Regions from separate parts of the Homo sapiens genome. Here region 1 is linked to region 2. Evidence: read pairs that join two places in POLR2A ChIA-PET (ENCODE). Cell type or tissue: GM12878. All regions are shown on one strand.

Evidence for each region. Peaks named below come from ENCODE experiments on the same cell type or tissue, not always from the same donor. Only the 100,000 strongest peaks of a DNase experiment are listed, where the experiment ranks them.
Region 1: POLR2A ChIA-PET joins it to region 2 with 10 read pairs; 2 of 35 experiments call an interaction of 5 or more read pairs at or near these places.

What each region holds. Positions count from the first base shown.
Region 1 is chr6:88,953,771-88,956,270 of GRCh38, reverse strand. The region is part of intron 1 of RNGTT (RNA guanylyltransferase and 5'-phosphatase); the gene reads left to right. Among named protein-coding and RNA genes, the nearest start is that of RNGTT, 8.6 kb to the left of the region's middle. In GM12878, no CTCF peak of the experiment used is centred here; no DNase peak of the experiment used is centred here.
Region 2 is chr6:90,424,276-90,426,775 of GRCh38, reverse strand. No RefSeq gene overlaps it. Among named protein-coding and RNA genes, the nearest start is that of MIR4464, 110 kb to the right of the region's middle. RefSeq lists an enhancer at 1,211-1,500. In GM12878, no CTCF peak of the experiment used is centred here; a DNase peak (open chromatin) is centred at 1,415.

The DNA.
Region 1 (2,500 bases), 1.5 Mb after region 2:
TCCAGGAATTTATCCATCTCCTCTAGATTTTCTAGTTTGTGCATATAAAGTATTCATAGTACTATTGAATGATCTTTTATATTTTTGTTGTATCGGTTGTAATATCTCCTGTTTTGTTTCTAGTTGAACTTACTTGAATCTTCTTCTTTTCTTGGTTAATCTTGCTAATGGTCTATCAATTGTGTTTATATTTTCAAAGAACCAGCTTTTTTTTTTTTTTTTTTTTTTTTGAGACAGAGTCTCGCTCTGTCACCCAGGCTGGAGTGCAGTGATGCCATCTTGGCTCACTGCAACCTCTGCCTCCTAGGTTCAAGTGATTCTCCTGCCTCAGCCTCCCAAGTAGCTGGGACTACAGGTGGCCCGCCACCACACCCGGCTAATTTTTTTGTATTTTTAGTAGAGATGGGATTTCACCATGTTGGTCAGGCTCAAACTCCTGACCTCAAATGATCTGCCTCCCTTGGCCTTCCAAAGTGCTGGGATTACAGACGTGAGCCACTGCACCACATCCAGAACCAGTGTTTTGTTAATCTTTTGTGGATGTTTGGTATTTTTTGTTTGTTTGTTACAGTTTAGTTCTGCTCTGATGTTTGTTACTTCTTTTCTTCTGCTGGGTTTGGGTTCAGTTTATTCTTGTTTCTCTAGTTCCTTGAAGTGTGACCTTAGATTTTCTGTTTGTGCTCCTTCAGATGTTTTGGTGTGGGTTTTTTTTTTTTTTTTTTGAGATGAGTCTCACTCTGTCACCTGGGCTGGAGTGCAGTGGTACGATCTTGGCTCACTGCAACCTCCGCCTCTTCTGTTCAAGCGATTCTGCTGCCTCAGCCTCCTGAGCAGCTAGGATTACAGGCGCCCGCCACCATGCCTGGCTAATTTTTTGTATTTTTAGTAGAGACAGGATTTCACCATGTTGGCCAGGCTGGTCTCGAACTCCTGACCTTGTGATTTGCCCGCCTTGGCCTCCCAAAGTGCTAGGATTGCAGGCATGAGCCACCACGCCTGGTGATGTAGGTATTTAATGCTATGAACTTTCCTCTTAGCACTGCTTTTGCTGTGTCTCAGAGGTTTTGATAGGTTGTGTCACTGTTATCATTCAGTTCAAAAAATTTTTAAATTTCCATCTTTATTTCATTGTTGACCCAAAGATTATTCAAGAGCAGAAATTTTAATTTCCATGTATTTGTATAGTTTTAATTTTTATTTATTTATTTTTTCTGAGATGGAGTCTTGCTCTGTCACCCAGGCTGGAATGCAATGGTACGATCTCAGCTCATTGCAACCTCTGCCTCCCAGGTTCAAACAATTCTCCTGCCTCAGCCTCCCTAGTAGCTGGGATTACAAGCCCGTGCCACCATGTATTTTTAGTACATGGCTGGCTAATTTTTGTATTTTTAGTAGAGGCATGGTTTTATCATGTTGGCCAGGCTGGTCTTGAACTCCTGACCTCAGGTGATCCACCCACCTCAGCTTCCTAAAGTGTTGGGATTACAGGCATGAGCCACCACGCCTGGTCGTGTATTTGTATAGCTTTGAGGGTTCCTTTTGGAGCTAATTTTCAGTTTTATTCCACTGTGGTATGAGAGGATACTAGATAGAATTTCAATTATCTTAAATTTATTGAGACTAAATATCTGTTAAGTCCATTTGTTCTAGGGTATATTTAACTCTATTCTTTTTTTGTTGACTTTCTCTCTTGATGACCTGTCTAGTGCTGTCAGTGGAGTATTGAAGTCCCCCACTATTGTTGTGTTGCTGTGTATTTCATTTCTTAGGTCTCTAGTAGTAATTGCTTTACAAATTTTGGAGCTCCAGGGTTAGGTGCATATATAGGATTGTGATATTTTCCTGTTGGACGAATCCTTTTTTTCATTATATAATGTCCTTCTCTGTCTTTTTGAACTGTTATTCCTTTAAAGTTTGTTTTGTCTGACATAAGAATAGCTATTCCTGCCCGCTTTTGATTTCCAGTTGTGTAGAATATCTTTTTCTACCCCTTTACCTTAAGTTTATGTGAGTCCTTATGCATTAGGTGAGTCTCTTGAAGGCAGCAGATACTTGGTTTGTGGGTTGTTATCCATTCTGCCATTCTGTGTCTTTTAAAAGGAGCATTTGGGCCATTTCTATTCAATGTTAATACAGTATTGAGATAAGGTACTGTTCTATTCATAATGCTAGTTGTTGCCTAAATACCTTTTTTTAAAAAAATTCTGTTATCGTTTTATAGGCCCTGTGAAATTTATGCTTTAAGGATGTTCTATTTTGGTGTATTTTGAGGTTTTATTTCAAGGTTTAGAACTCCTTTTAGCATTTCTTGTAGTGTGTCTTTCATTTCTTGTAGTGGCCAATTCTCTCAGCATTTGTTTATCTGAGAAAGACTATCTCTCCTTCATTTATGAAGCCTAGTTTTGCTGAATACAAAATTCTTGGCTGACAGTTATTTTGTTTCAGGAAACTAAAGATGGGACCCCAATCCCTTCTGGCTTGTAAGGTTTCTGCTGAGAAA
Region 2 (2,500 bases):
CTTCAGCTTCCCAAAGTGCTGCAATTACAGGCATGTAATCAGCCTCTTTTCTATAAAAATATTCTATTGCAGTACTTGATTTAAGGAGATTGTAGAAAATTTGGGGAAAGGTTCCAAGATATTGACACTTTGGTAAATAATTCTTAAGAGAAAAACCAAAAGAGCTTGATCTATTAAGTCAGAAGTGAGATAAGGAACATAAGGACTTTTTCTTGTTTGTATCCAGACCAATAACAACAACAAAAAACATAGACCTGTGAGCAGCTGACATGAAATTTGTGGTGACTAATTAATTTTTAATTAATTAACTTGTGCTGCCTTGTTCATCTACTAATTTCCAGGTTCCCAATGGCTTACTGATAAATTAGTCCTAATGAAATCAAACAGATCTAAAAGGAACCAGTGTTTCTCTCTCCTAGGATTATCTCCATGTTTCTAAAGACAGACCAAAACCAGAAGGTTACTTCCAAGATTTAATCTGTACCAACCAGTCCAAATATTATTGGTTTTCAAGCATTCGATTTCCCTGCACAAAGAGCATGTACTTTCTTAACAGTGACTTGGCACTAAACTCCGTCTTCAAATTTAGCTATGCAGTCTTGACTTTGAACTAGACAGGGGATTTCCATATTTTCCCCATCTTCATTTTAATAAAATGCCTCAATTTTCTTCAGTACTACTTTAAAAAATTCAGGCTCTGTCTCTAAGAAACGAAAGAGTAGAGTGTTGTAGTTTTATAGAAATTTAAATTTAAAGTTTCATATATTATAGGCACCATTCATAAAACTACATATGGAAATTTAGAACTTAAATTAAGCATAAATATTTATCAAAGAGAGGAGTAGGGGCAAGAAATGCATACAGCTAAGGATATGGTAGCTTGAATTAGGATCATGGTAGTGGAAATGAAAATTGAAAGCATTCAGTAAGCGTTTCAGAAGTAGATGGATAATAATGGGGATGGTGGGAGATGACAGATGGCAAGAGAGGAGGCAAGGATGATTTCTAAGTTTTTAGCTCAAGTGACTTGGGGGACACAGTGCCATTTACTGGGATATGTAGGCTAGAGTACAGGTATGAGAAAATAACCCTTTCAATTTTGTAGACATTTTACTTTTGAGAAGCCTAGTAGACTTCCAGATGAAGATGTCAAATAAGACATTAGATATATGACTTTGGGGCTTTGGGGTGAGGTCAGGGCCATAGGTGTTGATTTGGTGGTCATAGGCATAGAGACAGTATTTAAAGCCATAGTCCCTGATGAAGTAAGAGTGTAAAAAAAAAAAAGAGAGAGCGAACTGGGGCTAAGAAGCTAACCCTCATACATGTCACAGTTTAGAGGTTTTGGAAAGAGAAGACAGAAAATGAAACTAAAAAGATGTGAATAGAGAGGAGGAACACCAAGAGTATGAAAGATGAGACAGAGACCAAGAAAAGAAACTAACGAATGTCGCTGAGAGATGAGTCAAGTGAGGAAAGAAAATGACCTCTTGTTTGGGCTACATGAAGGTCAATAGGTCTTCAATGACCTCAAGAACCTTGACATGAGTCCACGGAGTTGTGGGGAGAAAAGCTTGAATGGAAGGTGAAGATGCGAAAATTGTGTCTGTAGTCAACTCTTTCAAGAAATTTTTTTAGACAGGAGGCCCAGAAGTGGTATGATTGTGAGAGGGGAATGTGAGGTCAAGGGGTTTGCTCTGTCATTGTTGTTGTTTTTATTCCTTTTTACTTTGGAAATTTAACCTACAAACAACCAGAGAATAATATAAAGTACCCTCATGTACCCATCACCCAGCTTCAATAATGATCAACTTTTTTGTTTGTTTCAACTATTGCCCCATTAAAATTGTTTTATTAAGGTAAATTTACAAAAGTAAAATTCACTGTTTTGGGTGTACAGTTCTGAGTGTGTATAATTGTATACAGCCATATATAACCACCACTAAAATCAAGACATAGAACAGTTCAATCACCCCCAAATGGTGCTTCCTGCCCCTTTGTAGTCATCTTCTCCTTTCACTCACAGATCCTGAGTCTTCATCTAGCTCTTCTAGACTCTAGACCTCCATATCTGACTCCCTGCTGGAGAGCTCTACTTGTATGTCTCATAGAAATGTCAGATTCACTATGTTTAAAAATAAATTATTGGAAATGAAAAGGCAAGCCACAGACTGGTATAAAAAATATTTGCAAATCATAGCTTCAACAAAAAACATATATCCAACAAAGACCTTATTATTGAGCTACTGTGATTCAATAATAAGACAAACAGCTCAATTTTTTAAATGAGCAAAAGATTTAAATAGATACTTTAACAAAAAGATATACAGATGGCAAATAAACACGTTAGAAGATGCTCGACATTATTAGTCATTATGGAAATGCAAATCAAACCACAACAAGATAGCACTGCATACCCACTAGAATGGCTAAAATTAAAAAGCTAGACCATATCATGTGTTGGCAAGGATGTAGAGCAACTGAAGCTCTCCCATATACT